2 separate regions of the Homo sapiens genome follow, and region 1 is linked to region 2. A link is a loop called in an ENCODE intact Hi-C map of the cell type or tissue named here. Cell type or tissue: PC-3. All regions are shown on one strand. Region 1 has its middle 12 kb from the start of LINC02651. Region 2 has its middle 15 kb from the start of FAM241B.

What was found. Peaks named below come from ENCODE experiments on the same cell type or tissue, not always from the same donor. Only the 100,000 strongest peaks of a DNase experiment are listed, where the experiment ranks them.
Region 1: it touches region 2 in a loop (5-fold over the local background); 5 of 110 quality-filtered maps call a loop at or near these places.

Annotation. Positions count from the first base shown.
Region 1 is chr10:69,694,299-69,698,298 of GRCh38, forward strand. No RefSeq gene overlaps it. Among named protein-coding and RNA genes, the nearest start is that of LINC02651, 12 kb to the left of the region's middle. In PC-3, CTCF peaks have their summits at 2,013 (motif pointing right) and 2,212; a DNase peak (open chromatin) is centred at 1,953; H3K27ac peaks cover 511 bases; H3K27me3 peaks cover 314 bases.
Region 2 is chr10:69,643,011-69,647,010 of GRCh38, forward strand. No RefSeq gene overlaps it. Among named protein-coding and RNA genes, the nearest start is that of FAM241B, 15 kb to the left of the region's middle. In PC-3, a CTCF peak has its summit at 1,723 (motif pointing right); a DNase peak (open chromatin) is centred at 1,741.

The DNA.
Region 1 (4,000 bases), 51 kb after region 2:
AGACTGTCTAGATATTTAGCTTTTTAAAGAGAAGCAGGAAATACGAATTTTTATATAAAATCTAATTCATTTTCTTTTTTTCTTTTTTTTTTTGGTTGAGACAGAGTCTCGCTCTGTTGCCCAGGCTGGAGTTCAGTAGCACTATCTTGGCTCACTGCAACCTCTGCCTCCCAGGTTCAAGTGATACTCCTGCCTCAGCCTCCCTTGTAGCTGGGACTACAGGCGTGTGCCACCATGCCTGGCTAATTTTTGTATTTTTAGTAGAGATGGGGTTTCACCATCTTGGCCAGGCTGGTCTTGAACTCCTGACCTCAGGTGATTCGCCTGCCTTGGCCTCCCAAAGTGCTGGGATTATAGGTGTGAGCCTCCGCACCCAGCCAAAATTTCCTAATTTTCAAGTGTTGGCTACTTATGAGCCAGACAAAATCCATCTTGAGGCTATATTTGACCCTCTGTTCTGATTCTAAGATCTGGGGATGACTTCTCCTTGTCCCCAAAACAACTGAACAACTTTTCCTTTCCTACCAGATTCCCCTTGGCCCCTGCAGTCCTGAGTCAGAGGCCCCAGCTCACAGCTCTGTCTTGAGAGCATCTCCTCTCCTTTCTGAAGATGGCCCTGAACTGAATAGTGAGAGACTCTAGCCAGGTCTGCTCTGCAAGGCTGATCATCCATCCTCCAGCTGCTGGGACTCTTAGCTGTGGATGGCTCACAGCTGCATTCTGGAGACTGCCTCCTTCTGGGTCATATCTGCTGCCATGGGAGACTACAACCAATGACAATCTGATATTAGGATATGAAGGCCCACCCCGTGCCTCAATTTGGGACCATGCTGGAGGACCATCTCAGCTGCAGAGCCCCCCCATAGGATGGCTGAGGCCTCAGGTGCAACCTCATCATGATTCACCTCCTTCCTTTCCCAGTCCTGCCTTGCTTGGCTCCTTTTGCAGGGAGCACCTCCAGAAGGCCTAAGGAACCCAAGCGAGGCAGGACTGGTTCTTTCTGCACAAATCTCTGCATCAGTATTTCCAAAGAGTCTCATGTGAAACACGCAGCCTACCCACTTTCTCAGAGACCTAATTTTTTTCTTATCAAAACTTCTCTCAGGAAAGGCTCTGATAAGCTTGTTCACATGGAGGTATCCGTGGTTGATAATAGCTCAATGGATTTATTTTTCCAGAGTCATCTGCTATATATTTATGAGAATCTTATGTCGAAGGGTGGATGAACTTCCAGGGTAATGAGGGAAGATTGGGGCATTTCTGATTTATCAGTGAATCAGGGGCTGCACCATGCCAACAGCCTAAAGTAAGACAGGGTGATTCTAAGCCTCGTAAATGTTGATTGGTGAGGCTGGCTCTTGAGATCTGCCATCTTGGGGCTTTTAAAGAGTGAATCAGCAAGGTGTGACAAACAGGGACCCGGCTAGCTGTGTGACTGCTCCTTTCTGGAGCCCAGTTTCTTCAACTGATTGATGGTAATATTCACTATAAAATTGTATCCACACATGAGCTTAATTAAGATATTAATATAGTCATTTTTGGACACACCGGAAAGTTAGATGTAAATGCCTTGGAATGGAGACTCCCAAACTTCCTCTTTCCATAGCACCCTTAGTGTCACAGTAATTTTTTTATTACTTATGTGCCCCCAAGACCAAAAGAAACACCAAAGAGATCCATTATTAAGTAGTTAGGTCTAAATAAATCAATGTGTATGTCTGTCCTAACAACTTTGTAGCCATCTAAAAATACACATAAAGGAAAAGATATTTTTATTCCATTCTTAACCACAGTTATTTACTAATGGGATGTATAATATGTTGGGTACTGCATGGTTTCTCAAACCTTGGAATCATATCGGATGCCATCACCTCATTTCCTGGTCCACAATGATTTGCACATGGTATTTGCTTTTTATCACAGCAACCACCAAAACACTTCGCAAAGATATGATGTCACTGAAAGGAATGTAGTGGGCCCTAAAGCTGAAACTGGTAGTGTGCGGAGCATCCGGCAGGTGTCACTGTACTTCCCACAAAATTTAAAATATCCCTGCAGCCACTCTGTGAATTGGCGATGGTGCCCCCAGGGGCCTCAGTGCAAGGTTTGGGAGCAGTGGCCTCAGGTATTAACTATGGCTGTATTCAGAGAGTAAACTTTTGGATAATCTTTACTTCTTTCTTTCTACTTTTTCCTCGTCCCTTACATAACAAGCATGTAATAATACTTAAATAAGAGCCAAATCAGAGAGATGGTTGTACAACATTGTGAGTGTATTTTAATGTCGCTAATGATAAATTTTTTGTCATGTGTCTTCTACCACAAAAAAGCTATTTTAAAAAATCAGAGAGGCCAGGTGTGGTGGCTCATGCCTGTAATTCCAGCACTTTGGGAGGCCGAGGTGGGCGGATCACAAGGTCAGGAGATTGAGACCATCCTGGCCAACATGGTGAAACCCCGTGTCTACTAAATATACAAAAATTAGCTGGGTGTGGTGGTGCGTGCCTGTAGTCCCAGCTACTTGGGAGGCTGAGGCAGGAGAATCGCTTGAACCCAGGAGGCGGAGGTTGCAGTGAGCCAAGATTGAGCCACTGCACTCCAGCCTGGGCAACAGAGTGAGACTCCATCTCAAAAAAAAAAAAAATATATCAGAGAAAAATGTAAGATTTGTATATTTTTTAAACCCCAAACCCCTCAGGGAAGTTGGATGGGATAAGGCAAGGACAAGATCTATGAGCTGGGATGCTGTAGGGCGTCCCAGCAGCCAGGCTCTCAGACTTGCATCCACCCAGCCCTGCACCCGCCCACCCAGCTATCCACACCAACTGGCTGCCTGCTTCCCAGGGAAACACACCTGTATCAGAGCATTTAACCCACCACTCTCACATTCCACCTCTCCCTGGAAGAAAAACCTGTTTGCCATTCTGCTGGCTGGCTTCCTTGTTGGTGCAGGTAGAAAGCCAGGCTCTGGGAACCCAGCAGACATGCTGTCAGGAGAACTTCCTTTGCAGTGGGATGTGAGCTGAGGCAGCGGGAGACCACTGGTTTGTGTTATATCCTCTGACTCGACAGTGAGCACAGGGACTCTCAAATGTGACATTTCTCCTATTGGTGCTATCTATGCCTGTCCTTTCAGCCAGGTGGATCAAGTCATTTGCTGCATCGTTTTACATTGTGGAAAACCTCCTTTATGTCTGGCTTAATACGACACGCTGAGGTTCCCGTACCTGTTTCTGCCTTCAAACTGTTCCTGCGGGCTGTTTTTGGAAGAAAATCTGGTCTCATATGGATATGTGGTTGGAAAAGGGAAGACCTTGTGGGACCCCCTGAAATGGCCAGGGGACCTTAGACCATACTTCGAGAATCATCACCTTTCAGCAATGGTTTAAATAAGCCGAGAAAGCTTTCCTCACCTTCATGTAACAGCTGAGGAAACTGAAGGCTCTGAAAATGACATGATGTTGTGAAGATCTTACCCTGCTTTAATGCAGGAGGCAAGGCTAGGAACTGGCTCTTCTGTCTCCTGCTTTGGGGCTATTTCCATTACTAAAGGAAACAAGATTCATGATGCTCCTAAAGTACAGCCTCCTTAAGAGTTCCTTTCATGAAGGTTAGTGGAAAACCCTAAGTTTTTATTTACCTGAAATATATATTTTTTGAAACGATAGTTTTGGAAGATAGTTTTGCTGCATATAAAACTTTGGGCTGATGATTAATTTTTTCCTCAGCATTTGGAAGGTATTTCCCCCTATCTTTTGGCCTCTCCCATGGCTGATAGCTGGCAATCTAATTGTAATTTTTCGGTAGATGAGTGGTCTTTTCTGTCTGGCTGCTTTCAAGATTTTCTCTTTATCTTTGGTGATATAAAATCTCCCTTCAGTAGGACCTGGTGTGGATTTCTTTTTATCCATTCTGTTGGATGTATGATGCATATACATTAGAAATGTGTCTTCCTTTCAGTGTGGTGATTCCTCAAGGATCTAGAACTAGAAATACCATT
Region 2 (4,000 bases):
GCCCTCCATCTTCCCCCAAGGTTCTTACAGTCTAATGAAGAGGCGGTGTGTGCAACACTAACTCCACTTCAGCAGTTCAGTGAAAACAACACCATCTTTAGACAATATAAAAGTCATTTTCTCCCTGTAAGTTAGGAGTAGAGAATACAGAGGGGGCTTAGGTACCTTCACAAGGTTATCAGGAATGCAGGCCCCTCATCCAGCACCTGTGCCTCATCGTTCAAGATGGCTGCAAAGCTCCAGCCATCGTGCTGTCATTCCCATCAGCAGGAAGAAGAAAGAGGTGAAGACAAATCATCCGTGACCACCCAGACGAGGTCAGCTTCCTGGTCATATGCTCCCTTGGCGTCTTTGCTTCCTCATCACAATGCAGAGAAACTCATTCTTTGTGTCCTTGTTTGATGTTTATTCACGACTCTCCCTTGCCTCCCACCAGGTGAGAAGCTCCATGAAATCTGGCCTCGTGTCTGTCTTCTTTGTTGTTCTAGTCCTGCGGTCCACCGCAGTGCTTGGCATGTAGTAGGTGCTCAATAAGTAGTTACTGATGGAAGGAACACTCAAGATTGTACTTTAAACATGCTCTTAATATTGGGATGAGTCAGAGTTGGCCTGGCCCAAATCTGGAATCTTCTGAATTGGAGTCTGTGACGATGAGTGCTGCTAAGGGCTGTACATACATGACCTTGCTTAATCCTCAGCAGAACGCTGAGAGGAAGATTCTGCCATTTTCTTCAACTAGCAGATGAGAAGACATCATGAGATTGTGGAACTACTAACGGAAAGCTGTGATTTGAACTTGGCTCTCCAACTCAGAACCTCTATTCACTTACCTAGTGACTTTCCAGGACACCAGGGTGACCACAGTCCCCTCTAGACCCCCCTCCTGCAGCCCTGGCTGGCTCCCTTGATTGCCAGCAGGCAGCTCAGTAGCCGTGTGCTCAGTCACAGGTGCTGAGGAAGCATCGTACACTTGGCCCCTTGTCCTGAAGTGGGGCTTCACCTGCAGAAAATGGAGGAAGGGCAGGAGGTGCCAGCATCAACTGGGAGAATGCCAGTTCTCCAGTGCTCCTCCTCCTCTAGCCGATTTCTAGGAGCCTTGTGGTCCAGGGGTTCTTTCAGACTACAGAGGAGGGCAGGTGGGGCTGCCGTGGTCTAGGAGGAGGGCAGGGGCATGCCTTGCAGTGGGTGCTGTGTGTCCTGCGGCTTCCATTTCTGCCCGCTTCTTGGCGGGGCCTGCCTGATAAGGGGAAGGTGATAGGAAACTGATACCCGCCTGTGCTGGGCCCCCTTGAACCATGTGGGGCTTACAGAGCCCCCGGGCCATGGAGCGGTTCTGAGGGACACTGGAGGAGGGGTTCTAGCTTCTCCCCTCAGACTCCACAGAATACCCCAGGTAGGGACTAGATTCTGGCTGGAGTCAAGGCACTCAGACCTCTGCTGGGCAATTTGGCCCAAGCCTCTGTTGCACAGATGGGACACTGAAGGCCAGTGAGGCAACGGGCTTGCCAAGATCACACAGCCCATCAGTGTCAGAGCTGGTGCTGGTTCTCTAAACTGGATGCGCTCTGTGGCTTCTTTGACTGAACAGTTCATCTGGCCCACAGGCCATCCGAAGGGCGTTTGGTGGAGGGTCCTAGTTTGACGCCTGGCTTGAAGAGCGGATCCCTGGCTCTGCTGTGGAGGTCCTGCTGGGACCAGCCATTTCTGATCATGGCTGCCAGAAGGTGGCGCTAGGCACCCAGCTGCCACTTAATTTCCAGAAAAAGAGAATGGCAACCCGGGATCTGGGTGTAATTAGGGCAAGAGGCCAGCTTTGGAGCTCAGCTTCCAATCACCCTCCCGCCCGGGCATGCTTGTGCGTGGGCACCCAGGGGCAGGGGAGGGACTGGAGACCGCACATTGGGTTCCTCTGGTCCCAGACCCTTTGGAAGGTTGCAGTGTGGGCAGTGAATGGGCGCCCAGGTGTGCTCCATTTACTCATCTTGACTAGATGATAACCAGAGATGGAATAAAAGCAGCCAGGATGGGTGGGTGCCTCTCTCCAACAGCAAGACTCAGCCTGGGCCTCAGCTCAGGCCTTTTCACCTGGCTCAGCTCCCCGGCACACCCCCTCGCTTGGCACAGGGCACTTCGTCCCCTGCTGGGGAAGGGCCAGAGAGCTCAGGATGCCCCTGAGAGAGGCTGTCTCATTCCTGGGAACTTCCCCTCCTCCCTTCACCTTTCCTGCGCTCTCTCCATCTCTCCTTCCTGTCCTCTCCCCTCGCTCATCTCTCCTGCCCCTTCTTATCTCTTTCCTCACGCTCACCTCGTCCCAGTTCCTCCAGGGACCCTGCAGGTCTAGCCCCCACCCCCAGCACCTCATCTGCAGAGGCAAACAGGGACCAATACCAGTGAGTTTCTAGGATGTGGTTTCCATGGTGACGGTACATCTCCTGCCTCCTTGGTGCTCAGCCCTGGGCGGGTTGCCGTGGATACTCTCACCTCACTGAGGAGTGATTTGTGGGACTGTTTTTCTTCTTTACTTCTTCTTCTTCTCTCCAGAAATTCCGCTAGCCCAGACAGCGTTTTCCCCACTCACGGCGAACCTGAAGCCTTCTCCAAAGGGCTTCACACCCAGGGCCACTGAGGCCTGGAAAGCATTTTATTTATACGAGGTATTCCTGGTAACCTTCTCCGCCTTTCATAGGGTGCGTGAGTGGTCACCACAGAGAAACAGGCCAAAGCTGACCCGGTGCCCACCTTTTCTGCCCACAGTGTCCTTCCAGGCCCCTGACTTGTTCCATGCCGCCAATGCACGCCAACCCTCAGAGCTTCTGCTCGGCGGCCATTTTCCTTAAGGGTCTTTGGAGAAAGAGTGAGAGTGAGAGGGTGAGGTGGGAATAACGAGCAAAGTGAATCCAGGCAAAAGAGGTAGGTTAGAAGAGGGAGAAGTACCGGAAAGGGAGGAATGAGAGGTGGGCAGACTGGGGGAGCTCGAAGGGAGAGGGAGAGGTGGAGGGTGAAAGTTGGTCACCAGAGAAAGCCAACCCATGAGTCCGCAGCAGGAGTCCTCTGGTGTTAATGCCCTTTATAAATCACTCCGCAGCCCCAAACCCAAAACAGGCCTCTTCTTTCTCTGCAAAGTAGAAAATGTGTTCGTCGACATAAAAACATGTTAAGTACATTGTGGCCCTCGTTCCCCCCAAGTTGAAAGCCATTACAATAATTAATTAAGGCAGGAGATTAATTAAAGAGTCGTTTCCCCCCATTCTCCCTGAGTAGATCAATCAGGAGGCGGGAGAACATGTGCTACTCGGCAGACAGAGAAGGGGGGCTGGAGGGGAGGCCGAGGGGCAGCAAGGCAGTTACAGACACAGCTAGAGACAAAGGACTTCCGTGCTGGGGGCTGGGGGCTGGGGGCTGGGGCTGAGAGGAGCTGGCAAGGAGGCCCCCAGGAGGGAGAGCTTGCTCTGCTTCCAAGGACCTGTGATCTGGCTTCCCTTCTTGGTGTTCACAGCGTGAGGGTCGCTGTCACCATGGAAACAGGCCTGGGGACAGGAGGAATATCAGCTCTCTGCTCCTGGACTCCTGGATTCCCCTCTGGGAGTGAGAGTTCCCAGTGAGCAGAGTTGAGGCCCCAGGAGGCCTTTCTGTGGAGTGGCATGAGGGTTGGTGGCCTCCCCACTCCCGTGCCAGGCCCAAAACCAACTCCACACGAGCATTGTCAGGCTGATGACAAGCCTGAAAGTTCTGTTCCTCACATGTGCCACACTGCAGACAGGACAGACTGGTATGAGCTCAGGCTGAGAATCATGAGTCTTTTAGGTAACTTTTCTCATTTTGCTAAATTTTGAGTTCTTAATGATTGCTTTCTCCCTTTCACTCTCCCTCTCTTTCACTCTCTTTCTTCCTCTTTCTTATGCCTTTGGCCAATCTATTTTCCAGCTGAATTTCATATTTCTAAGAAATGTTTATATCATGTAGTGTGTTTCATGTGTGCATAGTGGGTTTAACCCATTCC